Regions from separate parts of the Homo sapiens genome. Here regions 1, 2 and 4 are each linked to region 3. Evidence: read pairs that join two places in POLR2A ChIA-PET (ENCODE). Cell type or tissue: GM12878. All regions are shown on one strand. Links, peaks and the distances in the headings refer to the core of each region. The heading gives the core; the rest is flanking DNA. Region 1 overlaps LOC105374928 (a long non-coding RNA gene). Region 2 has its middle 43 kb from the start of NEDD9. Region 3 has its middle 150 kb from the start of NEDD9. Region 4 overlaps LOC105374928 (a long non-coding RNA gene).

Region 1 (7,775 bases), core at 663-5,662, 77 kb before region 3:
CCTTTACACATGGCAGAATGAGTGGCAGTGTTAAAAACTTCCATGTAGGTCAATAGTGTCAAATCTCATGGTTGTCAAATGGAACATTTTTGTTTCTGATGACATCGTTGGAGCTCCAGGAAATAGCCTAGGGTCTCTGTATTTGAATCCATGTTTTCTCATGGCATGTGAATGTCAAGTCTGCAGTCTGGAACATGGGCAATTCCCTCAAGCAGAAAATGGTTGCACTCTCTCATTAATTAGGACCTATTCAGATATCTATGATCAGTGGTTTCAATATGAACCCTTTAGGTTAGAATTGCTGCCTATCAATTCTTTTTTTTTTTTTTTGAGACCGAGTCTCGCTGTCTCCCAGGCTGAAGTGCAGTGGCGCAATCTCGGCTCACTGCAAGCTCTGCCTCCCGGGTTCACACCATTCTCCTGCCTCAGCCTCCCGAGTAGCTGGGACTACAGGTGCCTGCCACCACGCCTGGCTAATTCTTTTGTATTTTTAGTAGAGACGGGGTTTCACTGTGTTAGCCAGGATGGTCTGGATCTCCTGACCTCGTGATCCGCCTGCCTCAGCCTCCCAAAGTGCTGGGATTACAGGCGTGAGCCACAACGCCCAGCCTATCAATTCTTTCAAAGTGTGTTTAAATTACACTAGTATGTGTGAGTTGCAGATCTTTCATGTTTTCCAGGTGGGAGGGAGAAGGAGAGAGGACAAACATTTCATGTTTCAACACAAATGAGTCTCCTTCAAGTCCAGTGTATTAATTAACAACTGGTTATCCTTAAAAATTGTAGTATAGTGTAAACAGGAATCTATTTATTTCACTAATTAATTCATTTATTTAGACATTAGCATGAATTCTTTATTCTTCCCTCTCTGACTACCTACACATTTCCACTCCCACACACACACGTGTGTGATAAAGTGTGTGTGCATAGTACATCCATCATATAGTACAAGGAAATGTAATTTGAAACAACGACAACTTACGCCACTAAAAGAGTAGACATTTTATCTCTGATACTTTTGACACCTACTATTACAGGCTTATTTCAAGAACACAATTTTCAAATACGTTGTAGTTGGCTCTACAAAAATCAAAATGCAAAATGACAGGTTTTTTTTTTTAACCCCAAATGTCTTATGATTCAAACCCTCTTGAACAGTGTAAGCCACTCTGAAGATCAAGTGCCACCCGTTACGGGAAAGGGTACAAAAGACCTTTGACCTGTCTGCTGCTGGGGAGTTTTGGCCACATCTGGGATTTCCATCAGCACTCACCTTCTTCGGCTCATGAAGAGGCCATGGCAGGTGTTGGTTAAAGAGGGGAAGTTGCTTTCAAAAGACTGAGATGAAAGAACTACTAGAATCAAATAGCTTACTGTAAAGACTGATTCTCTTTTGCACAGTCCTAAGAAATGACCTGTCCTTGGCCTTCCAAGATCTTGCTTCCAGAATATCAACCTGTCAGGACGGGAAAGAAGCAATAGCAGGTGAGACCATCTGAGGCGATCAGAGGGTCTTGATGGCAAAAACAAACTGACTCTATCCCTTTCCCAGACCCCAGACTCCCAGCTATGGTGGGACTAAGAATGCTGAATGCTGGTTCTCAGGCCAGTGAACCTAAGAAACTGAAGAGCACAAAAAGTGCTCTTGGCAGAAACTATTTTAATAGTGCTCGAAATACTTTTAATGAGAAGGGGAAGCAGGAACTTCAAATAAAGTTTCTCTTTTGCATTCCACCAAGAACAGATGTTTGCTTTATTCAAAGAAGTTTCATGGGGGTGATTTCATGCATAGCTAAGAGCAGCAGTAGGGTTTTTTAGCTGTTAGAGCTGGGGTTGATTTACATAATCAGGGTATTACCGCTCCTGTGGCTTTCTACCTATATGCTATTAAACATATGTGTGCTTATATCTGTGTGTGTATGTGTGTGTGTGTTCATAACGCTGGAATCAAGTAAAAGGTCCACCGTCATTTCCTCATCATTCTTGGGAATATTTACAGTATCAGGGCTGCTCTCTTATCCTCCAGCTGTAATAAAGGCAGCACTTTGTACAAAATATCTCATTTAATTTTTATGACAATCCCATGAAATAGGAATTACTGTCCCCACTACATAGATGGGAAGACCGATGCTTAAAGAGGTTGAATACACATGCTAAGGTAGCATAACCAGGAGGTGGCAGAGTTGGGATCTGAGCTGAGGAAGTCCAGGGCTCTCAATTACACTCCCACAAGATAAGGAGCATACATTGTACAGGCTGCACAAAGTCATGAAGAAATCTTGGGTAACCATCTGCAAGCCCATTTACTGATTTCCTCCCTTTAATAGGGCTGACCCACAAGCCCACACACTGTGGCATCCGCTCTCCGCTACCACTTCACCCTGTGTCTCTCTGCTTATGCTGATTTCCGTCCTTTCCAAGATTAGCATTTGGCCTGCCTTCTCTCTATGGCCTCACTGGCCAACCCTGTCAGCAATGTGCCCTGAATAATAGAATCAGGCATAAAGTCCTTGCCCATCTTTCCTAGTAGAAAGGGGATCCCTCCATGGACTTCTGGAGCTGTCCCATTTATGTAGCCATAGCTAACTGCCTAGTCTCTTCTTTCACCAGAGCTCCATGATACCACATCCTGTTGAAAATGACACAAGGAGGAAGAAAAAGTCCCTTTAGGTGGTAGTCATCAACTTTTCCTTTCCACCCCCTCCAGTATGTCTTCATTCTTTCTCTTTCAGCTCTTCAATTTACTGGATTTTTTAAGAGGCTGTGCTCTGTTGCTATGTTCCAGATAGGTAGGTAAGTAGGTAGACAGATTAGATAGATGGATAGATGAATAGATTAGATAAATAGTAGATACATAGATGAATAGATTAGGTAGATGAATAGATAGGTGGATAAATGAATATATTAGACACATGATAGATAAGATAGATAAATAGATTACATAAATAGATAAATAGAAGATAGATGAATGCATTACATAGCTAGATAGATAGGTAAATGGATGGATGGATGGATGGATGGATGGATGGATGGATGGATGGATGGATGGATAGATGTAGATGAATAGATGGATGGATAGGTGAGCAGATAGATAAATAGATAGATGCATATTCTTGGCTTGGGTTACCCCAGAAGCAACCTGAAATAAGAATTCACATGCAAGTAGGAAACACTAGTAGGGGAATAGAGAAGTGAGAAACAGGCAAGAGAAGAAAACCAACCAAAGGAGAATAATCAAGAAAGTTACCACTGAGGGCAAATGAAGCTGAATTCCACTGGGGAATTCTGAGAGACAGTGTAGAGCCTGCTACTCAAAGCGGACCATCATCATCATCATCATCATCATCATCATCATCATCATCATCATCTGAAGCTCTACCACAAATCCACTGAATCAGGATGTGAATTTTTAACAGGATCCCCAAATGATAAAGTTTGTAAAGTACTGAGGTAGAATATGCCTCAAAGTTAATCAGATGAAGGGGTGAGAAAACTGTGATAGTCATTACTAGCTTCCCCCTTAACACTGCTTGTGAGCTGTTTCTGAAGTTAATTCCCCTGCACTCCTGGCTTAGCCTTTGTATGAGCAGGGCATTCATGCCCCAGTGGTCAAAAAGGAAGTCCCCAGACAGAAAATCAAAGGTATTAGCAGGAAGCGGCCCTCAACATGCACAGCTATTACAAGTTCAGCTGTTAAATAGTTAATCTAAATATGATATTAAAACTGAGGTTAAATTATAATAATAAAAACAGCCACAACTCTAATGCTGATTCAAGGTTAAAGATGCATTAAATAGATTGAAATAAGCAGGATTTCATTTAGGCATTTATTCTCAAAAAAGCAGTTGATTTACCTAGTAGAAAAATAACCATTATCACAATTAACTTTAGGAAAATTCAATTAAGATTAATATTATTTTTTACTCAGTAGTTATTTCAGGCCCTCTCAAGCAGGCCATGAGTGAGATCATGAAATATGTTCCCATATTTCATTGACTTATTCTAATTCCTAATATTAACCCCCAGGAGGGGTGGGGAGGCACATGACTGAGGTTTTGCATTGCAAAGACAAACTATGTACTATATTTATTCTGGAGTACATTCACGATCTGAAATTATAGTGGAAAAAAAAAAGACTTGACTCCTATTATAATGCTAAACACTGGTAAAGACATTTGGAGAATATCCAGAAAAATCAGTGACTTCTCCCAGACACAATAGGCGCAATAAGGTAACTACACAAGAAAAGCAGTTTCCACAAAGATGTTAGTTCTGTTACCTCATACACGTATTCTAAAGGAGTACTGGAGTACTTTATAGCACACAAAGAAAAAATGTATTTCTTCAAAAAATTTTAAGATGCATTCAAAAAGTTTCTAAATCAGCTTGGAAAAAAATTAACAAACTAAGAACTTCTTAGAAACACTGAACTTAAAAGAAGTCCCCAAGAAGATTTTCAAGTTAAATATTAGGACTATAGAAAAGTATAAATCCAACATTTTTAGGCATGACAGGATATATTAATTGATGAGCACAAACTATACCTTCACACTTGAACTTCATGAAATATAATTGAAAAGAAAAATAAATGAGCTATATCCTTTCATAAATTTTTTGCTCGACAACACCAAATGAATTCTAAAATATTCTGAACATTATAGAATAAAATTATTGTTCATTTATTAACCAAATACCAAAATCAAAAAACTTTTGCTCAGTAAATGAAAAGTTAATGCATACAGCATATTCTTAACATACAGAATTAATAAAATCCTACTGAATAGTATTTTTTATATATATACTTTAAGTTTTAGGGTACATGTGCACAACGTGCAGGTTTGTTACGTAGGTATACATGTGCCATGTTGGTTTGCTGCACCCAGTAACCCGTCATTTACGTTAGGTATTTTTCCTAATGCTATCCCTCCCCTTCCCCCCGACCCCACGACAGGCCCCCCGGGTGTGATGTTCCCCACCCTGTGTCCAAGTGTGCTCATTGTTCAATTCCCACCTATGAGTGAGAACATGCGGTGTTTAGTTTTCTGTTCTTGTGACAGTTTGCTCAGAATGATGGTTTCCAGCTGCATCCATGTCCTTGCAAAGGACATGAACTCATGCTTTTTTATGGCTGCATAGTATTCCATGGTGTATATGTGCCACATTTTCTTAATCTAGTCTATCATTGATGGACATTTGGGTTGGTTCCAAGTTTTTGCTATTGTGAATAGTGCCGCAATAGACATACGTGTGCATATGTCTTTATAGTAGCATGATTTATAATCCTTTGGGCATATACCCAGTAATGGGATTGCTGGGTCAAATGATATTTCTAGTTTTAGATCCTTGAGGAATTGCCACAGTCTTCCACAATGGTTGAATTAGTTTACACTCCCACCAACAGTGTAAAACCTTTCCTATTTCTCTACATCCTCTCCAGCATCTGTTGTTTCCTGACTTTTTAATGATTGTCATTCTAACTGGTGTGAGATGGTATCTCAGTGTGGTTTTGATTTGCATTTCTCTGATGACCAGTGATTTTGAGCATTTTTTATGTGTCTGTTGGCTGCATAAATGTCTTCTTTTGAGAAGTGTCTGTTCATATCCTTTGCCCACTTTTTGATGGGGTCGTTTATTTCTTGTAAATTTGTTTAAGTCTGTTGATTCTGGATATCAGCCCTTTGTCAGATGGGTAGATTGCAAAAATTTTCTCACATTCTGTAGGTTGCCTGTTCACTCTGATGGTAATTTCTTTTGCCGCGCAGAAGCTCCTTAGTTTAATTAGATCCCATTTGTCTATTTTGGCTTTTGTTGCCATTGCTTTTGGTGTTTCAGTCATGAAGTCTTTGCCCATGCCTATGTCCTGAATGGTATTGCCTAGGTTTTCTTCTAGGGTTTTTATGGTTTTAGGTCTAACATTTAAGTCTTTAATCCATCTTGAATTAATTTTTGTATAAGGTGTAAAGAAGGGATCCAGTTTCAGCTTTCTACATATGGCTAACCAGTTTTCCCAGCACCATTTATTAAATAGGCAATCCTTTCCCCATTGCTTGTTTTTGTCAGGTTTGTCAAAGATCAGATGGTTGTAGATGTGTGGTGTTATTTCTGAGGTCTCTGTTCTGTTCCATTGGTCTATACATCTGTTTTGGTACCAGTACCATGCTGTTTTGGTTACTGTAGCCTTGTAGTATAGTTTGAAGTCAGGTAGTGTGATGCCTCCAGCTTTGTCCTTTTTGCTTAGGATTGTCTTGGCAATGTGGGCTCCTTTTTGGTTTCATATGAACTTTAAAGTCGTTGTTTCCAATTCTGTGAAGAAAGTAAGTCATTGGTAGCTTGATGGGGATGGCATTGAATCTATAAATTACCTTGGGCAGTATGGCCATTTTCATGATATTGATTCTTCCTATCCATGAGCATAGAATGTTCTTTCATTTGATTGCGTCCTCCTTTATTTTGTTGAGCAGTGGTTTGTAGTTCTCCTTGAAGAGGTCCTTCACATCCCTTGCAAGTTGGATTCCATGGTATTTTATTCTCTTTGTAACAATTGTGAATGGGAGTTCACTAGTGATTTGACTCTCTGTTATTGGTGTATAGGAATGCTTGTGATTTTTGCACATTGATTTTGTACCTGAGACTTTGCTGAAGTTGCTTATCAGCTTAAGGAGATTTTGGGCTGAGATGATGGGGTTTTCTATATATACAATCATGTCATCTGCAAACAGGGACAATTTGACTTCCTCTTTTCCTAAAGAAGTACCCTTTATTTCTTTCTCTTGCCTGATTGCCCTGGCCAGAACTTCCAACACTATGTAGGAGTGGTGAGAGAAGGCATCCTTGTCTTGTGCCAGTTTTCAAAGGGAATGCTTCCAGTTTTTGTCCATTCAGTATGATATTGGCTGTGGGTTTGTCATAAATAGCTCCTATTGTTTTGAGATATGTTCCATCAATACCTAGTTTATTGAGAGTTTTTAGCTGAAGTGCTGTTAAATTTTGCCAAAAGCCTTTTCGGCATCTATTGAGATAGTCATGTAGTTTTTGTCTTGGTTCTGTTTATGTGATGGATTATGTTTACTGATTTGCATATGTTGAACCAGCCTTGCATCCCAGGGATGAATCCAACTTGATTTTGTTGGATAAGCTTTTTGATGTGCTGCTGGATTCAGTTTGCCAGTATTTTTTTGAGGATTTTCACATCTATATTCATCAGGGATAGTAGTCTAAAATTCTCTTTTTTTGTTGTGTCTCTGCCAGGCTTTGGTATCAGGATGACGCTGGCCTCATAAAATGAGTTAGGTAGGATTCCCTCTTTTTCTATTGACTGGATTAGTTTCAGAAGGAATGGTACCAGCTCCTCTTTCTACCTCTGGTAGAATTTGGCTGTGAATCCATCTGGTCCTGGACTTTTTTTGGTGGTAGGCTATTAATTATTGCCTCAATTTCAGAGCCTGTTATTGGTCTATTCAGAGATTCAACTTCTTCCTGGTTTAGTCTTGGGAGGGTGTATGTGTCGAGGAATTTATCCATTTCTTCTAGATTTTCTAGTTTATTTGCAGAGAGGTGTTTATAGTATTCTCTGATGGTAGTTTGTATTTCTGTGGGATTGGTGGTGATATCCCCTTTATCATTTTTTATTGCATCTATTTGATTCTTCTCTCTTTTCTTCTTTATTCATCTTGCTAGCGGTCTATCTATTTTGTTAATCTTTTCAAAAAACCAGCTCCTGGATTCATTGATTTTTTTGAAGGATTTTTTGTGTCTCTATCTCCTTCAGTTCTGCT
Region 2 (7,775 bases), core at 1,291-6,290, 110 kb after region 3:
TACTTCAATCAAGTATATTGACAATATTTCTATTTTTTAACTGGCTCAGAATAATGAGTATAATGTAATAATAAAAATAATAAGATGTCTGCAGACCTAGGGGTAGTTTGCCCAGACATTAAATGAACCCAGATCAGAACCTTTTTCCCCCTGCTTTTTTTTTTTAACTCTTTATCCTCCCTTTGTGTAGCTGTCAGCTGCTACTCTTTACTTACATCTCCCGACCTGTCCATCTGTAATCCCTGCCTTCTAGTAATTGCCGCTGTGGGCTAGGACAGTGGTTCTGAATGTTGGCAGCATGCTGAAATCTCCTGGGTCCCATCTCCAGAATTGTGTTTTCACTGGCCTAGGCAAGAGGACAGTTTGCAACTCCCCAGGTGACTGTGTTGAGTAGCCAAGGCTGAGAACCACTGAGATGGGAAATCCAGTATCTTATCTGTTAGAATTGTGCACAAAATAAGAGTTAATATGATCTGAGAGATTTTCCTACAAATAAGCTTTAGTGTATAAACCTTTGGCATGTATTTTGAGCTCTTCGAATCTGCAACTTTCTCATTCTTAGCTGTACCTCAGCAATGTGACCTCAAGCTAGGAGAGAGGTAGAAAGGACCAGTGGTTAAGTGTTTGGGGTCTAGAGCTCAATTACCTAGGTTCAAACCTCAACTCTGTGGCCTCGAGCAAGTATCTTAACCTTTTTGAACACCAGCCTCATCTATAAGTGTTGGAAGGACTCAGTGAGTCAGTGCACAGAGAGGGCTGGGGACAGGGTCTGGCACGTCACAACACTCAGCACAGTCAGCGTTACAGGCAGGGTCTGGCAGGGTACAGAATTCGCTTCAGATGAACAAGGAGGAGAGGCAGAGGTGCGAACTGGGAAAAGAGCGCAATTCAAGGCTACTGTGGTTCCCAGAGGCTGGCGAGTGAGAAGCTTGACTAGCCTGGACAGGAAGCGGGAGGGGAAGAAGATGTGTTATGAGATCCCAGGGAAAGCTGAGGCTGTGGAGAGAAGCAGGGAGGCAGCAGAGAGGAAGCACCCGACTCCCATTCTCCCTCCAGCCTCCGACCTCTTGCAGGAGCCTCCCTCCCGCTGGCTGGATCCAGTGAGAAGCCAGGGAGTGGAAAAGAAGTGGCCCTCAGGCTCAGCTTCTCAAGAGGCAAGGCAAGGCAAAGGAAGAAAGAGAATGAATCTGGGTGGGTGGGAGGCAGGCAAATGGAGAAGAACCAGCCGAGTTAGCTATTACTAATCATTCCGTAGCTGGGAAGTCACCAAAGAAAGTCCCTATTGCCCTAGAGTGGGTGAACGCTACACAACATCCGCTGTAGAATCAGAAAGAGAATTGCCCCTCAAGTTCCCACATGCTGGAAGAAATGTGCCTCCACCACAGACCTTTAGCACCAAACTGAGATGGTTCAACACTGCTATGGGCAAAAGTCCAATTTTTTAAGATGTCCTAGCCTCCTTGAGAATCTCAGGGCTGAGGGCAACGTGCCTCATCCCTGTGGACTAGTTCGCGCTGCTCTCTGAGCCTTTTCTCACCAGCTGGCCTCTGTCTCTTTTCCACCCCCTGCCCATGCCTGTCAGAACTCAGACCTCCTAGCTCACTTCCTTTGCTAATTGAAACACATTCCTGAGCCCCATTTGTAACATGCTTTGGAATTTCTTCCTCCACCACTTCCCCACCCCCAAACGCCACCTCTCTCTTCTCACTCATGAATGTTGACCTTTTGTCTAATAAAAGCTTCATTCTTCCAACCTCCCACTATTGACTTAAGTAGCCATTCTTGGCTGTGTTTACATTTGCTCTCCAAAACCATAGTCTCACTACCTATCAAGTACTCAGTGGTGTAAGTAGAGGCAGAAACCCTTTTCTTCCAGCAGCTTCCATTTTAAGTGTAAGGACAAGAGACATTGCTCAGAGTGGCTGGTGGCTTTCCCAGTGGATGTCTTTGCAGCGTGATAGTTCCGCCCCATGCTTTGCCACTGCACCATATTACAAATGAAAATTAGTCACTTCCAGATGCACCCCCCGGGCATCAGAGCCCTCTTGTACTGTGCTGGTACACTTGCTTCGCTGCCTTGGAAACTCTGCAGTGACTCTATTTTCATTTCCATCACTAGTTTGTTTGTTTGTTTGTTTGTTTGTTTCCAGATCCTGTAACCAAAGAGCTATTCCTTTGCCAGGATCTAATTGAACTATTCATCCTTGTTCCTCCATTATGTTCCTTCCAAATTCCTTTGAATCCCTCTTTCCCATCACATATGCATTATGCTATAATAATGGCCACTATTTGGCTCTGTTTTCCCTTGGAAGCCTGGCACATGTTACTACTGTGCTCTCCTGAGTAAAGAGAGAAGGTGGAACCAATCCTGTTCCCCTCTGGTACTCAGATGCCCTTCTGCAAAAGCATCAGAATCAGGGAACCAGGACCTCCAGAAAGAGCTGGGTTTGAAGTTAAAAAAAATCCTAATGAGGTTTGACTTGGCAGAATTTTAAGCACTGATTTGGGTTCAGGTGGGCCAAAAGCGTGAGTAGCAGCAACAGCAGCACCCTCTGTGTACCCACTCCCTGCAAACCCCTGTTCTAGGCCCTAGGAATTCCATCAATCCCTACCCTCAAGGAACTTACATTTTAGATAAGGAGAGAAGACTCAGCATGTGTGCGCGTGCGCACACACACGTGCACACACACATGCACGCACACACACACGTGCACAGGTGCACACACACGCATGCACACATACATGCACACACACACAGAGCCAATAATGCAGGCTAGCATAGAATGAATGCCAATTAAGTAGTAGCTAAATAATAATAATTAACTTGCATTTAAAAATCTGTAACACAGGCATTTCTCTTAATCAAGACTCATTTTCTCCCAGGTAATTTCCATTTTAATTGGTATTGGTGGAGGTTTTAATTAGATTTCTTAATCTATCTCTGTTTCTGTTTGCACAACTGAAAGATGTCTCCCACTTCCAAATCTAGCGTATTGTTTGAAATTTTGAATTTATGACATCTCCACAAATTTACTATAGATTGATCCATCAGTATCTAATGATGTCTTGAGATGATTTCTTATGATTAAAACACTTTAAAGTAGTGATTATCTAAAGTAGAATCTAACTTCCCGTTTGAGGAGGTTGAAACATGTGCTTCCTATCTTCGGTTCTCATTTTTTTTAATGTGGGTGCTGCTTTAGCAAAGCCAATAACTACAAGAACATCCTCCCCCAGTTTGAGTAGATGTGTCACCAGAAAAGCAAAAGTCCAATGCTGAGTGATTTGAGTGGCTTGGAAGAATTTCCCAGCTTGCAGCTTATACTGAACGAGCATTAATACAAGTAAACCATTAACTCATCAGTCACACCTGCTCTGTTTGCTCTGTGCTTGTTTCTATCCTAGCACCCTTGACAAAGTGCTGAGCTTGCTGCCTGTGGGCATGTCGGCCTCCTTGCTAGACCATTCACTAGCTGAGAACATGCAGGAGGTCTTTTAAAAAAAATTTTGTATATATATATATGTGTGTGTGTGTGTGTGTGTATGTATGTATTTTAATTGACAAATAAGAAATGCGTATATTTTATGATGTACAGCATGATCTTTTGAATGTTTGTGCAATGGCTAAATCAAGCTAATTAACATATGCATTAGCTGACATATATCATTTTTTTAGGGTAAAAATATTTAAAATCCACTCTCTTAGCAATTTTCGAGTATGCAATACTTTACTATTAACTATAGTCACCATGACACACAATAGATTCTCTGAACTTACTCCTCCTAACTGAAATTTTGTATCCTTTTACTAACATTTCCTCAATCCCTGTACCTCCTCTCCCCAACCTTAGCCTCTCATAACCACCTTTCTACTCTCTACTTCTATGAGTTCCACTTTTTTACAGCCTGCAAGTAAGTGAGATCGTGTTGTATTTGTCTTTCTGTGTCTGGTTTATTCCCCTGAGCAAAATGTCCTCCAGGTTCACCCATGTTGTCACAAATGCCAAGATGGCCTTTTTTGAGGATATGTAGTATTCTACTATCTATATGTCCTGCGTTTTCTTTATTCATCTACATTTATTCATTTATCCATTGGACACTTAGGTTGATTCCATAACTTGGCTCTTGTCAATGCTGCTACAATGAATATGGGGGTGCAGAGAGCTCTTTGACACACTGATTTCATTTCTTTAGATTTGTACCTAGAAGTGTGTATATATCTAGACCAGAATGGAATTGCTGGGTCATATGGTAGTCCTATTTTTAATTTTTTGAGGAATTTCCCTACTGTTTTTCATAAGGACTGTACTAGTGTACATTTTCCCCAGCCGTGTGTAAGGGTTCTTTTATTCACATCTTCACCAACACACATCATTGGTTTTTTCATGCTTTATTTTTTGGTAATAGCAATTCTAACAGGTCTGAGGTCATATATTATTGTGATGCAGTAGGTATTATTCAGCTTGGTACAGTGAGTACAGCAGAGAGTACAGTTCCCAACAGAGAGTACAGTGCTCTGTGCCCAGCAGGCCCAGAAGTGGATTAACGAGTTGATTGAATAACTGATTAGTGGGAAATAAGGAAAGCATTAATACTCCCAGAGAGCAAGGATAGACCTAGGGGTGCTTGTGAGAAACCAAGGTTGATCTACAGCATTCACAGCCTGGTGAAAGGGGCCCAGAGTGTGGCACCAGCTGTAGCCCTGTCTGCACTGAGGGCCAGGTGAGTGAGATGTGACTGGGTACCCCTTCCAGGTCCAGGGAAGAATCTGAAGAGTGGGGCCCACATCACCCTTCAGAACATAAGACATGGACACTCCCTGATCACAGGGACAGCCCAGGTCATTTAGCCCTATCCCATACCCCTTTATAACAAAATACTCTATTATTACTTCCGTAAAACTTGGAAATTGAGATATGTGCAAATGAGGGTATGTTCCAAAAAGCTCCTAACAAATACTAACTCCAATTCTCATCTGGTTCTTGGGCTTGACATAGAGAGGGAGAGAGAGTGGAAAAAGGATTTGGTCTCAAAACAACTTTTGGATTTTGCCTGGAAACAGTATCTCGTAGCATGTTCATTGCAGCCTTTGGCTGAATTCTTTCATTAGAAAGAGGAAAAGCACATTTGGATGTTGACGTGACATTCAGGTAGGCAACATTTCTTTGCTCGACTTGGGAAAATGCTAATGAAGAAGAAACCAATCCTATAAAAAGAGGTCAGAGTACGTCAAAGTACCTGTCCACCCCCATAGTCGTTTTCCTTAATCTTGACATCTGAATCACTTGCTGTCGGGTGAACACAGGAATTTTCCAGGGAACAATCTCATATTGAGTGAGGCTCTACTCACGGTTGCCCTACATGTCATGGGTGTCCATTTCGGCCTTCCATTGTATGAACAATGCCCAGGGTAATTCGGATCTTGATAACATTGACTCACAACCTCAAATAAATGAAGTCATATCAAGCCACTGGCAAGACGGAATCTGCCGGCCGGAAAGGGAGTAGAAGGCTAGACCACAGGCGGGGACTGTGTGGAGGGCAACACAGGTGAACGCACACAGATAGGCGCAGTCCCCGGCCGTTCGCACCTCAGCATCGGTGGCACTTGTCATGATTCAGGTTGCCCTTGCTTTCAGCAAATTCAACCCTTTTGAATGCTTGTTTTTATAGAAACTAAATTAGAGAGGGATTATTCATTTACAAACAAATTGTTCATTTTAACCAGAGTCTTAAGTAACTGATACCTCTGTGCTAGTTATAATTTTTTTAATCTCAACTTGGATACACATTTTCAAGAATATATCTATTAGGTAAAGTACACTCACATAAGGAAAAGTAGATGGTTAATTGCCTGGCTATTTAATTCCCAATATCATAATCTTGGACACTCCTTTCAATAAACCTTCACCTAGCCAATTCCCAAGAAATCACTTCCTCAAGTGAGTTAAACTGGGCAACGGTTAAGCAATAGGAGTGTCTTTTTTTCAGATGCCAGCACAGAGCCACTTGTCCCTGTTAATCACGAAGACTGGAAAACAAGCAGAGCTATGTGACGGATATATTCACCAGACCCTATCTCTGTGGGAGGCGGTGTTTTGGCACAGACAGGCTGATGATTTCAGGGTCAAGAGGGAAGTGATTAATCAAACTGGGAAGAAGACAGAGGAAAATCCAGCAAACAGCTATGAAGAACATATAAAAACAACAACCACCCAATATCTGTATGGGTAAACAACGCTCCGTTTGCACACTGGAGAATGCAATGAAGTGTGACCAGGATGAAGCCGAAAACAAAGAAATGATGCTTCCAACTGCGGCTCCCAGGCATGGCTTTTCTTTCTGCACCTTGGAGACTCCTCTGCAGCTCCATTCTCATCCCACACCTCCAGGGTCTGTGCACACCAAGGCAGGTGGAAGGGGAGGCAAGGAACTGAGCAATCTGAGGTTAGGTGGGGGAAAGGAAACACACCTTCTACTATTAGTGCAAAACGAGAATTTTCCCAGTTACCGATCTTGAAATAAATTCATCAGATGATAGCGTTCTCCTTCTTCTTTTGCCCCTTCTTTTGCTCACACATCCTACCTTAATTTGAAACATTGCAATGAAAGAGAAATGTAAAAAGCAAATCTAGACCAAGCTGCGTTCAAATGTGCATGTAGCCAGAAACCTTAAAAGTAGAAGGTGATCATTTTGTTTTGTTTGAATTTTTTAAAAAGTATAACATCTGTCAGGTACTGACTGTGAATTCTACATCTTGTACTGAGTCGCCCCTCTCTTCTATGGAACATTAGAAAGCAAGAGGAACTACCATTTGTGATAGACGAAGACAGATTTGCAGGTGGAGGGAGTGACAAGACCTGATTTGTTTTCTGCACATAATGAGTAATCCTTCAGACACAGAGATCCTCATCTGCAGCACGAGAGAAAAGGTAAACCAAGTCCCCAGGCTCAGCACCCATGGAAAGGAGCAGAGGGAGAGAGTCCTCTGAGTTGGCACACGAGTTCTGCACCGGGCTGTCCTTTGATATGACAGCTCTCTTCTGTGGTGGGGCCACCTAAGAAGTGCTTGGGAAAATATCTTGATAGGAGAACTAGACGGAAACATGCTTTCAGAGAAGGGATGTGTCTTGTTGCTTATTGTGGTTTTTCAATACATGAGCCTAGTTTACATAGCAGGGGCCCAAATGCAGCTCTGTATAATATTGTCATACTTCAGCTATGTGCGTGTTTATCATTTCTTTACCAACAACAGCTGGAGAAAATGGCTGAGATTGGAGAGGAGGGAGCAGAGGTAGAGAGGAAGTCAAAACCTTGGAATGGATGACATACCACTTCCCCAATGAATGAAGCTGCAGATTCAGCCACATGTAGTTGATGTCGCCATGTCAAGACTGCATTTTTCCTTCCAAACACAGAAGTATGGGGTAAACTTAATGCAGGACTATGAAGATGAAGCCATTGAGGCCCAAGACTTTATCTTGATTTCTTCAATTCCTTGGATATGTTTACTCCCTCCCCACACTGGGCCCTTGTAGCTGCTTAGACTGAACCTACTGGCCCTTCTCTTGCTGGAAAGTTGCCCTCCAAGAAGTGCAAGAGCTCAGATTGCACCTGCTAACTGTTAAGACCAGACTTGGCCAGGCTACCAGATCTTTCTGCAACAAGGCCAGCTTCACACTGCCTGAGCAGACCTTTCTGTTCTGCCAAAGGCAGCTGAAGCAGGGAAAATGGATCAGCAAAGGGATCTGGGCCAGGCGCAGTGGCTCATTTC
Region 3 (7,775 bases), core at 1,863-6,862:
CTTTATCAAATGGCAAATAGATCTTTAGTATTTGATCCAGGAATCTCTACCCAGAGGTAAATCAGCTGGATGTGAATCCACATTTCTATGTATTTAGAAAACAAATGGACAAGATTCAGATAAACTGAGGAGCCTCACCTGTTCAACCATCTAAAGCAGCAATGCAGTTTTGTTTTTTACATTCTCGTGAATAAGATGTTGTTTCCAAGTTGCTGTTTCATGTGAAACCAGAACGGCAGTTTATACAGTTCCCTCAGAAACCGAGGATAGTACAGTATGATGGTTTCAGTATCAGGTTCTGTTTGTGTGCACATGCATGCTCAAGGGCAAGGGTAGTACACATGTGCACAACTGCAAATTGGCAGTGGTGACATATATTTATATGAATGCCTGAAAATGTCTTAGTAGAATGTACCTCAAACCGATAGCAAAGGTTCTCTGTGGGCAAAGCAAGAGAGAAAATTAAAACTAGGGCTGATGGGCAAAGACACTTTGGAGAACCTCATCTGCAATGTTAGTTCTTTACAAGATAAATTTATTACTTGTAGATTTTAAAATTTTATTTTAAAGTTATAGAGAAATTAGCACTAATTAAGTTTTACCAAGTATTTTTTGAGAAGTCAAAGATGGTTATTATGTAGTGGAAGGGTAGGCAAACAGGGTGTAAACCATGGAGAAATACGTGTTTGCAAGATGCCTAAATGCAATGAATGCTTCCAATAAGTCAGAATCTTTACAATTTGGCATCACTTCTGTCTTTAAAAGTGTTCAGTCTTTCTTCCTTTTGCTCTTCCAGGTGCCCGTGTTTTCTCAAACAGCTGTTCTATGACTAGAAGAATGGTTTCATCTTTGCCAATGTTGTTTGCCTCCTGCTAATATAAATTTAAAATGATAGCTCTTACTATCATTATTAATTGGGTGGTGATGCTTGAAGCTGTAATTCAAAGGACTGAAGAATGGACAGAGAATGGGGAACAGTATGGAAGAAATGGTGAAACTGCAGGGATCTTGAGGCATCCTGAAAGAGTTCCCATCATGAGACCTTACCCCAGGCATAACAGGAGGCAACAGCTAGGCTTAGAGCTTTTAGAACATGAGAAAGGTCTAGAAGGGATACCACAGGGGACCTGACAGACAGCAGGAGATGAGAAGGAAAATTCTTGAGCAGCAGAAGGGCCTCAGTTAAGATTATTGGGGAGAATTTGCAAGGAAACAAGTTGCCTTATTAACTTTCCCCAGTAAGTCTGGATAGCTCTGGTGCATGACATGGGTGGAAAATGGAAGAACAAGAGCAAGGAAATCTACATTATACACATTGCTGAAATAGGTCATGGAGTTCTGGCAATGTAGGAGGGCTAGAGAGCCCAGGACTTGGCTGAGGGACTGGGAGAATAGACAGGCAAAAGACAAAGGTGTCCTGTTAGGGGAGAGAGAAAAGGAGGTTTATAAGGGCAAGAGAGCAGAAGAGGAAGGTGAATAAGGCTCATTCTTCCATGCCTTCCAGACTATCATCTCTCTTAGGGGAGAAACTGATTCTCATTTCTTTTTTATTTATTTTAGCCCATGTTAAATAATGCTTTTAAGATCATGAATTAACTAATGAACAGAAACAGCTATCTTGCTGGCTTATCTCCCACTGAGCTACAGGTTTCTGGAGGGTGTCCTGTGGAGCGAGGTATCGAGAATGCCCAGGAAAGCTCAGGAGACTTCGCAGGTATGCGATAGTTAATGAATGGGAAAAAATGAACGGGATCTTTTTGAGCTCTGATTTCCTCATCTAAAAATGAAAACCACAAGACAAACTCCCATTCCCAAGAAGGGAGGAGGCATCCATTATAATTCTAGACAACTTTGTTCTTAAAATTTGCCAGACCAGCCCTTGAGCATTTTCATTTAAATTCCTCAGTGGGCAGTTGATTCCCCATGGCTCATACTGTCTTCCATCGTGGAGGGGAATGAGTCAAGCAAATGGAATCATAAATAGACACATGTGCATGCGTGCACACATGCACACACACATGTGCACACACTTTGGCCATAGATTTCTCAACCTTTGAGTCTTCTCAAATTCTCCTTACTTTTCCTTCCCCCATCCTCATCCTCCACTCCATACAACAGCTGCTCCTTGGACCAGACCTCCATAACAAATTCAAAACAGTTGCCTGGGGTTTGGCTACTGCTTCACAGGTAGTTATAAAGCATTTTGTGGTGCAAGCTAAGATTCCAGCTAACTGAGATGGCATGAAGGAGCTAATTAAAGCAGTCAAGAAGCTGGTTTAAATGAAGATGAAAATGTAAGCCCTGTCCTCAATGGATAGAGTGATTAGAAATTAAAGTTGTTTGTTTTTTGTCAGAATCATCTGTGGTTTGCCAAAATGTTGACATGCAGCATAACCTGCTACTAATCAAAAAGAAAATAAACCAAAGAAGAAGAAGAAAATCTAACACTGTAAGTAGGAAAACAGACATAGAAAACCGGCATCTTTGCAAATGGGAAAAATATTTAACTTGTTTTTCTAAAATAAGTCTGATCTGTTTTTGGACAAAGTCTCAGTTCCTGAGTTTGCCTTGAAGGACATGCTCGCTCGCTCTCTGTTCTGAAAAACTCAGCAGTGGGAGGTCCAGGCAGCTGGAAGTGGGAAATGAAGCCATAGGATGAAGATGAAAAAACAGAGTTCAGGATAATAAGGTTGTCAGTCTCAAGTATTTTATGTAAAAGGAGCCCAAGCTTAGCATTTTTAATATCTCTAGAGTGTAACTGACTTATGCAGACAATTTGATGGCATTAATATTCAAGTCATACTACAAAATTATTAATTATGTTTTCTAAAGTTTGTACATTTAAAGTTATACTAATTAAATGCCTGATGAAGAAAATAATTCCTTACCTGATACGGTATAAGGGGAAAAGCATAAAAGGACGTTTTGATAAAACATGTACTATCCAGACTTCTCTACCTCCATCAATTTATTATAAACACTCTGTATTATAAAATAAAAACTTCAGAGTAGAATAATTCTAGCTCAAATCTGGAATGATGTGGATACATAGCATGTACTCAAGAATGGTTTTGTAAGGAGAAAGAAAGAGAGGAAAGAAGAATAAAAGCATACCTTGCTGAATATTGTTAATTGCACTTAACAGGTACAATATATGTATACAATATATACAATATATGATGATTAATATCGATGTTCTTGTCATTGATTTCTTCATAAGACCCAGTGTACATGGCACTGAGCTGAGTGTTTATTGCTTTAAGTGTGGCACCTTTGTATGAGCAGAATATTCTTTAGCAAGATTTGAACCAGCTCAAACATTTAAAAATAAATGAATTTCAGAGAAGTCTTACAGAAAATTAAAACAAAACAAAACAAAACAAACAACAACAACAACAACAAAAGAGATGCCACAAGAGTGCAACATACATGAGCTGAGTCTGATGGGTGGGACCAAGGGCAGCCCTTTCTTTGTCTTCATGATGGAGCAGGAAGGAGTTGAAGCAGAAACATCAAGCACCACAGGATCATTTGGGGAACATCCATTATCAAACCACCTCTCTCTCTTTCCTCTCAACCCTCTATGTCCCCAAGTCGTTTGCTAGGCATGAGCAAGGAGTGGAAAATGAGGAAGGGTAGGAAAATAGCAAAGATCTCAGCTGATAATAATACAAAGTTGCCACGAATGATCACGGCAAACACTTATATTGCGCTTACTCTATTTGTGCCAGGCATTCTTGGAGTGCTTTACATGTACTAATTCACTTAATTCTCACAACAATCCTGTGACTGTTCCCATTTTACAGATGAGGAGGCCGTGGCACAGAAAGGCCAGAAGTGTTTAAAGAGCAGAGCCATAATTCAAACCCAGGAGGCTTGTCTCAGAGCCACTTGTCTGCTACTTGAAAGCACAGAATGAAGAAGACAAAGGGTTTGGGCTTTCGAATTCCCTTCTACATACACAGATCTAGGCTTCCATACCACATTGTAAGTAGGAAACTCTCTGAGCACCTAGCCTCTAGCATGGTGTCTATTCCAGTGTACAAGCTCAATAAGTACTTGTCATAGGAAAGAATGTTTCATGTCAATTAATAGTGGAACCCTTTGCAACATACTGAGTCCATAAAACCATAAAATCCCAATTCAGTTGGCTTGGAAATAGCCTAACTTTTGCTTCAGTGCGGCCTAGGAGGGAGCTTATGCCACTTAGAAGAATACATTTTGACAAATTTCCTTGCAATACGAATTTAAAGATCACCTACCTTTCTAAAAATAGCAAAGAGGCCAGATGAGAACAAGCTTTCTTACCTGTCCCTAAACTACAAAGTGTCCTCAGCGAATCAGAAAGTATGACAGAGAAAAAAAAGAAGAAGCACAGAGAGGAAATGAACCAAGACAACATCACCTCACAGCAACCGGAAGGAAAAACACACACATACATATGCCACTCACATCCGACGTGTGTGGTTGCTCAGTAGGGAAATGCTTACAGCTGCCTCTAGAAGCAAGTCCGCTCGCTGCATGGAGAGGGAAACATGAGCATGCAGCAGGACTAGCTGTCACCTCCCGCCCGCCTGCCCAGAGAGGGCCAGAGCGTCGGGGAGGCAAGATGATCCACCAGCGGTTCCATCCTACACTTGGGTGAGTTCTCAGCCACTTGCTGTGGCCTGTGGGAGAGGAGGGACTCATTCAGGCTCCTACTTCCTGAGTTGGTGCCAGACATCTGGTGGTGTTTCCCCACTGTGAACACTCCTCAACTGGGGCAGGGAGGACCTCCACATGCCCCAGAAGAGGAATGAGTGACTCCCGGTCTCCAAGTTGACCTGGAGGTGCTGGTTTTAGTGCAACATTCAAACCAGCATGATTTCTACTTATGAAATTGTTCTGGGTAGATGCTTCCTGGTGTGTAAGTACATGGCCCCTCCCCTCTTCCTACTGTCGTCAGAGAGCTTACCTGACAGCAACTAAGCTTTTATTTTTCCTGAATTATTTCAGTACTTCAAAGTGTGGGCCGTCACTTATTCTTTATGGTGGATTAGAATCATTTACGTCCTTTTCAGCCTCTTTGGACATGAGTCCTGACTGGCGAGAAATGGTGACTGAGGATTGGATTCTGTGCGTGTCCTATCCCTGTAGTCATTAGGATCATCTCCAAGGGGCTGAGGACAAGTGACAGCACACTGTGTTCTCCCTGTCCATAGTGAGCCGCCCAAGAGCTCCACCCTTACTTTTCTCTATGTTTATTCTTTCACTTAGCCCATTCATTCATTTCTTCCTTCATTCATTCATTCAATTGCCTTTCTTCCACCAAGGACTTGAGGCAAATTTTTTATCTTGCTGAAATTTTTTCAAAATGAAGACCATCTGTAATCATAAAGGGGACAATCGTTCTGAAAGGGTTATACATAATTCTAAGCTATGCAGAGATCGGCCACCAATCTTTTCCCTTTGCTTGTGTTGAGAAGTGAGAGTAGGCGCTCTAGTCATTTAAACTCCTGCATGGGGAGTCCCTCCTTCCCCTGCCCAGAAGCTGGTTTCCCACCCAGCATGGGGTGTGAAGAGCAATTGTCCATGACAGAATACTGGGAATCTGCCAAATAGTTTTCTTCTTTGTTTCTGTTTTCTTCCAAGCTTGGTTACTTTCGAGGACATTCCTGGTTCTAAGAATGCGGAAAGTGGAGTTGGTGGAAAAGAAAGGATGTGAAATCAGTGTTTAGCTAGCGCTCCACCATTTCTTGTTAATCGGTTAGTTTATTTAACAGCTATTTAGTGGCTGTCACTTTGTACGTCACCACTTAAACAAGATAGCTGGGCACGGTGGTGTATGCCTATAGTCCCGGCTATGCAGGAGGCTAAGGCGGGAGGATTGCTGGAGCCCAGGAGGTCGAGGCTGCAGTGAGCTATGATTGCACCACTGCACTGCAGCTTGGGTGACAGAGTGAGATCCTGTCTCAAGAAGAAGAAGAAGAAGAAGAAGAAGACGATGACTAGGAAGATATAAAAGCAGAGGTGTAGGAGAGGACAGGCTGTAAGGGTCACATGATGTAATTCCCGGTGCCTCTTCCTCTACACGTAAATAAGGGGAAAGAGCTATCTTGAATGGCTGTGGTAAGGATTAGATTGAATAGCAAACATTTAAGCATCTGGCAGAGAAGGGGTATCCGAAGTAGTCAGTGTCCTGCCTCCCTCCTCCAGGCCTCACTGTGACTGAGCTGGCTGCTGACAACCTGAGTCTTTATCTCATGACCTGAGAGCTTTCTCCAAGCCACACAGGGACAACTGTAATTGCCCAAAGGGCAGACGAAAATTCCCAGAAATGAACTCCTCAAAGGCTGTAAATATTCCAGCTCCCTCAGTCTTGAGTGGAATAATCTACACGGAATCAAGCTCCAGTTGCCCACAGTGGCGGGGCCCTTCATGGCTTCTCTCCTTCCCTGGATACTCCTTCACTCCCCATCAATGCTTCCTGGGATCATTTCTTAAACTACATGTCCTCGAACTCTGCATTGGGGTCTACTTCTGGGGGAACCCAAGCTAAGACCACCGGCCACCTACTACTGTAGGTACTTAAAGAGTTTAGTCGTCTGTTTTCCAATGATCAGCTCCATCTCCATTTGACCTTAGACTCTGAGTTTTGATTTCCCACATATCCATTCAAGGGTTGTAGTGGGGGAAGATCCTCCTCCTCCTCTTCTGGATTTGGCTTGGAGAAAGGGCACAGGCACAGCATGGAGAGCACCTTAGGCTTGACATGTCTCCATGCAAACCCGCACAGCACGAAGATGCGTCCTACTGCAAATGACCTTCACTTTGTCCTGCTTATCTGTCACCTTCACAACTCATTTGATGAAAATTTCTGAAGTGTGGAACACAAATAGGAGAATTTTATATAGCACAAGATACATAGATAGAGCATGAAATCACATTGAACCTGATCTTAAAGCTACTCTAACTCTTGGCTCCTTACTGTTTTAACAAGAGAAAGTCGATCTGAGGCTAGGAGCCATCAACAGGCACTGGTAGCTAGCTACAAATTAATAGCATGGCTTTATTTTCCTGTATTTGCTTTTTATGGTTACCTTATATTAAACCACAACGGCCTGTTTTTTTTTTAATTTGTAGGAATGGTATAAACATTTCTTTTAAAATATAAATCTTTAAGTTTTAAAAAAGTGAATTTATTATTACTATTATTATTTTTGAGACAAAGTCTCACTCTGTCACCCAGGCTAGAGTGCAGTGTGGCTCACTGCAACTTCTGCCTCCCAGGTTCAAGTGATTCTCTTGCCTCAGCCTCCCAAGTAGCTGGGATTGCAGGTGCCCACCATCACACCTGGCTAATTTTTGTGTTTTTAGTAGAGATGGGGTTTCACCATGTTGGCCAAGCTGGTCTCGAACTCCTGACCTCAGGTGACCCGCCCACCTTAGCCTCCCAAAGTGCTGGGATTACAGGCATGAGCCACTGCGCCCGGCCCAAAAGTGAGTTAATTTAAAGAAAAAAACGTTGCTGACAGTCCTGACAGCACACAGAATATGGCAAACCCTGGAAAATGGGGTTTGATTAAGAGAAGACTAGGAAAGCCCCACTAGAACGCAGGCTCCTCAAGGGCATGGCTGCATCTCCCAGTGCCTTCCACCCAGGGCCTGCCTGGCCTGTGCCACTGGGCTGGAATTGTATGGATTTTGGATATCCCAGGAAGCAGGGGTCCAAGCTGCCCTTGTTAGCTACAGGCTTTTTTGGTCTTCAAAATATACAACTTCACTTTGCCCACAGT
Region 4 (7,775 bases), core at 2,541-7,540, 85 kb before region 3:
CCCTCACCACCTCCATAGTATTTATTCCTAACAATAGCAAAGAAGAGGTAGTGAAGTTGCAAAACCTGGGTACCTGAAAAACTATGTACAGAGAGGAACAAAACATATAATGTTCCCTAGTATCTTTAGCCTCTGTTGACTGGGAAGGCAGAACTGGAGTTTAGAGAAACCTCAACATACAGGAATGGGAGTCCAGTCACTCTTTAACACACAAGCCAGCAAGCACGTCTCACATGGGGATGACATTGGCTGTGTCTCTGAGTATACAACATTTGTTCCCCTCTTCACTACTTCACTTAATGATCACAAATAAGCTGTGTGCTGCAGTGTGGATTAATTCCTTTGATTTAAACAGGTTGCAAAGAGTCTACAGTGAGAGCAAGACTTCCTTTATTCAGGGTTAGCCTGGTCCCCAGCACAAGGAATCAGCTTCTCAATGAGTTCAATTGTCTCTGGGGTTTCTGTCCATGTCCCGGAAAAGCTGTGCTCTTTAAAAGACCAAAGAAGATGATGGACGAAGTGATCTGCTGTGTTTGCCTCTTGGGGAAATCACGAGTCCATGGGAATAGAGTTGGGATATCCCTTCCTGTGGTTCTTCGGTTGTAACATTAAAATTTCCCCCCTCCCAGTCAGGTCTATGTGTCAGAAGTTTTCCAGTTCTACCAAGGCCAAGAACAAATGGACAGACAAGATGAATGAGTTGATATGAAATGTTCTCTACGCCATTACATTGGGGCCCAAAGGTTGAGTCTGCTGAATAAATTTAAAAGATAGCATGGGCAGGGTACAGTGACACACTGTCTTTAAAAAAGACAAAAACAAAAAATAGTATGATATTTGTAAGTAAAAAATACTTTCAGTACTCACAGTGAATTTTTTTTATGGTTCAAATGAAAAATATTGGCGCGGTGGCTCATGCCTGTAATCCCAGCACTTTGGGAGCCTGAGGCGGGTGGATCACGAGGTCAGTTCGAGACCAGCCTGCCCAACATGGTGAAACCCTGCCTCAACTAATAATACAAAAATTAGCCGGGCGTGGTGGTGTGCGTCTGTAATCCCAGCTACTCAGGAGGCTGAGGCAGGAGAATCACTCAAACCTGGGAGGCAGAGGTTGCAGTGAGCCAAGATCATGCCACTGCACTCCAGCCTGGGCAACATAGTGAGACTCCGTCTCAAGAAAAAAAAAAAAAAAAAGGAAAAAGAAAAATATTATAACAGCTTAGAGTTAGAGCTTAGAGTTAGTCTCAGAAAATTAAGAAGGTTCTCATTTGAGAAGCAAAAGTTCACTATTACTGGAGTGAATTGAAAATCAGAGAGTTAATAAAACTGTCTTCTTGGAGACTTCAATGTATTAAATAACATTTAAACATCATTTGTAGGCCGTGTGCAGTGGCTTACACCTGTAATCCTAGTACTTTGGGAAGCTGAGGCGGGTGAATCACCTGAGGTCAGGAGTTCGAGACCAGCCTGGCCAACGTGGTGAAACCCCGTCTCTACTAAAAATACAAAAATTAGCCAGGTGTGGCAGTGGGTGCCTATAATCCCAGCTACTCAGAAGGCTGAGGCAGGAGAATAGCTTGAACCTGGGTGGGCGGAGGTTGCAGTGAGCCAAGATGATACCACTTCACTCCAGCCTGGGCAAAACAGCAAAATTCTACCTCAAAAAATAAAAATAAAAAATAAACATCATTTGTAGGTTTTTTAAATCCCCAAATTCTTTCCTGTGTCACCCAAGCCACCTGCCGACCTGATCCTTAAGGTTTTTAAGCAGTAAAGCCTTTCTCTGTTTCATAAGTTGGGTGGCCCCAGTGCTCCCCATTTCTCCCTCACACATGTGCTCTTCGCAGAAACATGCAGATGTCCTACATCCACACCCATACGGTTGGCCTGTCCATGGCCTGGGTCTAAAAGAAACCCCGGCTTTTAAGGTTGCTGTTTTCTTTTTCCTTTAAATCATTGTATTAATGTTGACTCCAAAGCCCAAACAAATATGATGCCAGGGAGAGGCACAGCAGGGCCATATGAAGGGATTAGATTTCTTTAAATTACAAAAACAGTAAGAGCAGGAGGACTTTAAAGTCAACATTTAATATTGAGCCATGCTCATGTTTTTGCTCCTTGGCTTAAAAAAACAATATTGCCAGAGTTGACTACAAAGCTCCTTAGCAATGTCTGACACAGCTGAGAGAGGTGTGCAAACACCAAGTAGCATCTAAAGAAGGGTCCCCTGCCCTTTGTATCTTGGCCAAGGCTGGAAGTTCTGAGACTCTTGAGAATAATGTTTATGCTCTTCACTCATAGGAAAATAAAGAATAGTGTATTAAATGATATTTTTATTTATTAGTTTTTTTAAAGGTTGTCTTAGTCCATTTGCATTGCTATAATGGAATGCCTGGGGCTGGGTAATTCATAAAGAAAAGAGATTTATTTGGCTCATGGTTCTGCAGGTTATACAGGAAGCACGGTACCAGCATCTGCTCAGCTTCTGGTGAAGTCCTCATGAAGTTTCTACTCATGGTGGAAGGTGAAGGGGGAGAAAATAAGTCACAGGACAAGAGAGGAGGAGGCCAAAGAGAGGGGAAGGAGGCAGCAGACTTAACAACCAGATCTTGCAGGAGCCAAGAGTAAGAACTCACTCCATCTTGTCAGAATGGCATCAAACTGTCCCGAGGAATCCACCTCATGACCCAAACACCTCCCACCAGGCCCCACCTGCAACACTGGGGATCACATGTCAACATGAGACTTGGAGGGGACAAACATTCAAGCTACATCAAAGATTCACTATTCTGAACAAAAAAAAAAAATGAGGATAAGTGAATAGATCTGCCACCAAAACCCTACCCGCAAAATTGTCTCTGAACTATTTAGTCCCAGAAGCAGCAACATCAGCATCACTCAGGAAGTTGTAAGAAATGCAGATTCTCAGGCCCCTGCCTGGACTTGCTGAATCAGAAACTCTAGGGGTGGGGCCCAGAAACAGGTGCTTTAACAAGCCCTCCAGGTGGCTCTGAGGCAAGCCCGAGGCTGAGCACTGTTAGTCTCACGCAATTCACTACGTGAAAGACTGGAAGTGTCTGCATGTAAGCCAACCATAAGGCACTGCTTCATTGCTTACTGATGAGAGATGAACCAATAGGATCTCAGAGAACCTGACCCATATTATTAGCATTTTGTTTGTTTGTTGTTTTTGTTTAATTGAGACAGAGTCTCGCTCTTGTTGCCCAGGCTGGAGTGCAATGGCGCGATCTTGGCTCACTGCAACCTCCGTCTCCCAGGTTCAAGCAATTCTCCTGCTTCAGCCTCCCAGGTAGCTGGGATCACAGGCATGTGCCAGCATGCGCAACTAATTTTGTATTTTCAGTAGAGACAGGGTTTCATCATGTTGGTCAGGCTGGTCTCGAACTCCTGACCTCATGTGATCCACCCATCTTGGCCTCCCAAAGTGCTGGGATTACAAGCATGAGACACCGCGCTGGCCTAACATTTTTGTTTTCATGCCAGAGGAAAAAGAATCAGGTGGAGATGAATACACTGTTTCATTATGTTGTTTTCAGCCAAGGCCCATTGGTGTAAAATATATAAAATCAACTGGGTGTCAAAAAAAGGTAAAAAAACAAACCCACTTAGATGATCTTTTTTTTCTTTGCAATAGGAAATATAACATATTTAATTTTCTTTCTCTTTTTCAGTTAACTGTGAGAAACATAAGACAAAGCCAGGAAAGATAACTCAGTTTTCTATCATGGTTAATTAAGAGAGGCAACAGGTTTTACAAGAGTGCTGATTTTCTTGAAGGGCAAAGACTTTCATTCTATCTCTTTAGTATTCAGCCCACTCCTTAGTTTGAAATAGGTGTCCAATAAACATTCACTGAAATTATGGCAAAAGGTAAATAAGAGCAAGGAAAGAAGTACAAAGACAAAACATAGAAAAACAGCCCAGAGAGAAATATAAACATGAGATAAAGAAAAAAAATGATAGAAACATATACAGAGAGAAAGAAGACAACAAGGGGAAAAGAAAGGAAAAAATGACAGAGGTTAAAAGCAAAGAGATGACACCTTGAGATGCAAAGGACTAAACCGATTTATAAATTATAGGGACAAGGCTCACGAACTTCCAGTTCAATAATCTAGCTAAGGAATGCAACATTTCCCCTTTGAAAAATTATTTCTGAAAACCCTTGTCCCAAAATACTGGCCAATGTCAAAGCCCAAGAAGTAGATTTTTAGGGGCTTTCCCTACTGGGAGAAGCACCTTTTGTCAAATGGAGATACTGGATCTACAATGAGTTGCTGTCCCAGGGTGCTCAAACCAAGGAGGGTGAATAGCTATGAGAAATGGGGCAGATTCTTGTATGAAGAGAAGAGGGGAAGGAGATCTTGGTTCTTTTAAAATATTCCACTTTGCAGAGAATATTTCTCAGAGTTTCAGCTGCAGCTGTTTCACAGACATGTAAGCATGGGAAACATGGCTCAGTGGACCAAAGTCTGTGAATTCTCACCTTGAACCACAATTCACTGCTAACTTCTCAACCAGTCACTATCCTATCTCATGCTTAGTTTTGTCTCTAAAATGGGAATAGACTAATATTATAAGGTGCAGAATAACCAACAAAATTGTTCCTGAGAACTTAAAGATGCAAACAGTAATTACCTTTTAAAATTTGTGAATAGTGTTTTATAGCAGTAACCTAATAGTTCAAGAGTGATTGTGGGCAGGGTTGGCCTAAGGGAAAAATATGATTTGATGTAAATGTTGACAGCAGACATCCAGTCACTCCAAAGAAGGGATATGATTGTTCAAGAAAAGATAATCAGGGCCGGGCGTGGTGGCTCATGCCTGTAATCCCAGCACTTTTGGGAGGCCGAGGCCGGCGGATCACTGGGTCAAGAGATCAACACCCTCCTGGCCAACATGGTAAAACCCCGTGTCTACCAAAAATACAAAAAAAATTAGCTAGGCATGGTGGCACACTCTTGTAGTCCCAGCTACTTGGGAGGCTGAGGCAGAAGAATCACTTGAACCTGGGAGGCAGAGGTTGCAGTGAGCCGAGATCATGCCACTGCACTCCAGCCTGGCAACAGAGCAAGACTCCGTCTCAAAAAAAGAAAGAAAGGAAGAAAGAGAAAGAAAGAAAGAAAAGATATCAGAAAGCACAAACTACCATAATACGCAAAAAGAGCCAGGTCTTAAAAGTTATAGGACTTCATCTGTTTCCAGGTAAGGGAAGTTTTTCCAGTTAACACTTTCATTCAGTAAAGCACCAACCCTCCATGCAGCGTCACTGGAGGCTGGACATGCATTTTGCCATCTGGAAATCAACAACAGAGTCCAATAAGGTTAAACAACCCACACTTCCATTCCTACCTTTCACACTCAATCAAATGTCCTTATCTCTCTGTAGGCTAGAACTTCAAATAATGTGGATAACAAGGTATTTCGTGCACAAATGGAAAATAGAATCCATCTTACAGACAGTTCCATAGCTTCTTAAGCTTGTTTGAACTTGCCATTCTTTTGATATTTAATGGAAATCAATCCCTAAACATCATACAGAGGAAACAAATTAAAGAGTTAAACTTTTTGCTCAAAGAAAAACATTACAAAGAAAAGAGGGGTAATAGTGAGAAACAACATGGAAATATTTGTTGTCTATACATGTATGGAGATGTAAGTCTCCACATAAAGATATATGCTATCCTTCAATCTCTATGAAGAAACTTCTTCTCTACCTTCCTTTTAAGAGTGGCAGATCTGGGCTGGGCGCAGTGGCTCACGCCTGTAATCCCAGCACTTTGGGAGGCCGAGGCGGGCAGATCACGAGTTCAGGAGATAGAGACCATCCTGGCTAACACGGTGAAACCCCGTCTCTACCAAAAATATAAAAATTAGCTGGGCATGGTGGTGCGTGCCTGTAATCCCAGCTACTCAGGAGGCTGAGGCAGAAGAATTGCTTGAACCCGGGAGGTGGAGGTTGCAGTGAGCTGAGATTGTGCCACTGCACTCCAGCCTGGGGGAACAGAGCCAGAACCCGTCTCAAAAAAAAAAAGTGGCAGATCTGAATTTCTGTGCATCTCACATTGGCCCTTTGGTGGCTTACTGTGTATATCTTCAAAGCAAAGAGTACTGGGGCAATGGGAAGACATTTTTCCTTGTGCAACACTATCCTAACAAGTGTGGTTATTATTGAATCAACTTATCTAACTGGACAAATAATATCTAAGCTTCCATGTGAGTATTATTTTATCAAAAAAATGTACTTATAGCATTTTCTATTGATTAGATTGTTACACTATTTTTTAAAAATAAAAAGAAAAGGCAAGACTTTGATTATGTGGCTGCTAAAACATAACAATGACCTTGGGTGAAGCCTGAGAGACAGCACTTCCCTTGCTGACTTATGACAAATATTCAAAGGCATGGAATTCTAGGGCAAGGAAAAGACAACGTAGATTTAGCCCATTAACAAAGTCCCTATCTTGTCATTTAAAGCTCTTTCTCCACTTGAAGAAAATACAAGGTTGATTTTACTAGGACCTGTTGTTAGGTTTCCAACATCACGTGTCTCTTGCATTTGTGAACAGATTCTGGCAGAACACAAGAGAGGAGGCAATTAAAATGTTAAGTTCCGTGTACACAAGAAAAATAAAGTGGTATAAGTGTTCATATTTAATGGCAATCATTTAAAAAAGTGTTTATGCAACATATGCCTTTATGAAAACATATTTCTGTTTTGTTTTTTTGTTTTTGTTTTTTTGAGGCGGAATCTCGCTCTGTCACCAGGCTGGAGTGCAATGGCGCGATCTCAGCTCACTGCAACTTCCTATTCCCTGGTTCAGGTGATCCTCCTGCCTCAGCCTCCCGAGTAGCTGGGATTATAGGCACGAGCCACCATGCACAGCTAATTTTTGTATTTTTAGTAGAGACAGAGTTTCACCATGTTGGCCAGGATGGTGTCATCTCCTGACCTCGTGATCTGCCTGCCTTGGCCTCCCAAAGTGCTGGGATTACAAGCATGAGCCACCACACCCAGCCAACATATTTCTGTTTTTTGAGATCACATTCTTCTCTTGCCCCAAAAGAGTGAAGAGAACTAACATTTATTGAGTACCTACTATAAGCTAAGCACTTGACAACATTATTTTCTTAATTTTCCACAACTGAGTTAAGTGGATGTTATTATTCTCATTTTCACATAAGGAAACTGAAGCCAAGAGGATAAAAACTTGGTCAGTGTTATCAAATAGCTGCTGGCCGAGCTGGGATTCCAATTAGTTGTGTGCAACTTGAAAACCAGAGGACTTTCTATTTTATGCTGTTGCACCATTTTTTTTTAAATTTTATTATTATTATACTTTAAGTTTTAGGGTACATGTGCACAATGTGCAGGTTAGTTACATATGTATACATGTGCCATGCTGGTGTGTTGCACCCATTAACTCGTCATTTAGCATTAGGTATATCTCCTAATGCTATCCCTCCCCCCTCCCCCCACCCCACAACAGTCCCCAGAGTGTGATGTTCCCCTTCCTGCGTCCATGTGTTCTCATTGTTCAATTCCCACCTATGAGTGAGAACATGCAGTGCTTGGTTTTTTGTCCTTGCGATAGTTTACTGAGAATGATGATTTCCAGTTTCATCCATGTCCCTACAAAGGACCTGAACTCATTTTTTATGGCTGCATAATATTCCATGGTGTATATGTGCCACATTTTCTTAATCCAGTCTATCATTGTTGGACATTTGGGTTGGTTCCAAGTCTTTGCTAT

Evidence for each region. ChIA-PET counts read pairs that join two places held together with the same protein. Peaks named below come from ENCODE experiments on the same cell type or tissue, not always from the same donor. Only the 100,000 strongest peaks of a DNase experiment are listed, where the experiment ranks them.
Region 1: POLR2A ChIA-PET joins it to region 3 with 91 read pairs; 4 of 35 experiments call an interaction of 5 or more read pairs at or near these places.
Region 2: POLR2A ChIA-PET joins it to region 3 with 52 read pairs; 7 of 35 experiments call an interaction of 5 or more read pairs at or near these places.
Region 4: POLR2A ChIA-PET joins it to region 3 with 22 read pairs; 4 of 35 experiments call an interaction of 5 or more read pairs at or near these places.

The regions. Positions count from the first base shown.
Region 1 is chr6:11,454,966-11,462,740 of GRCh38, reverse strand. All of the region lies in intron 1 of LOC105374928 (a long non-coding RNA gene), which reads right to left. Among named protein-coding and RNA genes, the nearest start is that of TMEM170B, 79 kb to the left of the region's middle. RefSeq lists an enhancer at 2,330-2,519. In GM12878, for the core only: a CTCF peak has its summit at 2,190 (motif pointing right); DNase peaks (open chromatin) are centred at 1,270, 1,760, 2,490 and 3,540; H3K4me3 peaks cover 1,437 bases; H3K27ac peaks cover 3,941 bases.
Region 2 is chr6:11,271,314-11,279,088 of GRCh38, reverse strand. It overlaps a transcript of NEDD9 not described here. Among named protein-coding and RNA genes, the nearest start is that of NEDD9, 43 kb to the right of the region's middle. RefSeq lists enhancers at 1,172-1,271, 1,282-1,331, 1,432-1,501 and a silencer at 1,399-1,693. In GM12878, for the core only: no CTCF peak of the experiment used is centred there; DNase peaks (open chromatin) are centred at 1,318, 1,788 and 3,298; H3K27ac peaks cover 2,931 bases.
Region 3 is chr6:11,379,005-11,386,779 of GRCh38, reverse strand. It overlaps a transcript of NEDD9 not described here. Among named protein-coding and RNA genes, the nearest start is that of NEDD9, 150 kb to the right of the region's middle. RefSeq lists an enhancer at 4,561-4,760. In GM12878, for the core only: no CTCF peak of the experiment used is centred there; a DNase peak (open chromatin) is centred at 4,439; H3K4me3 peaks cover 3,956 bases; H3K27ac peaks cover 3,452 bases.
Region 4 is chr6:11,464,204-11,471,978 of GRCh38, reverse strand. All of the region lies in intron 1 of LOC105374928 (a long non-coding RNA gene), which reads right to left. Among named protein-coding and RNA genes, the nearest start is that of TMEM170B, 70 kb to the left of the region's middle. In GM12878, for the core only: no CTCF peak of the experiment used is centred there; a DNase peak (open chromatin) is centred at 4,448; H3K27ac peaks cover 2,754 bases.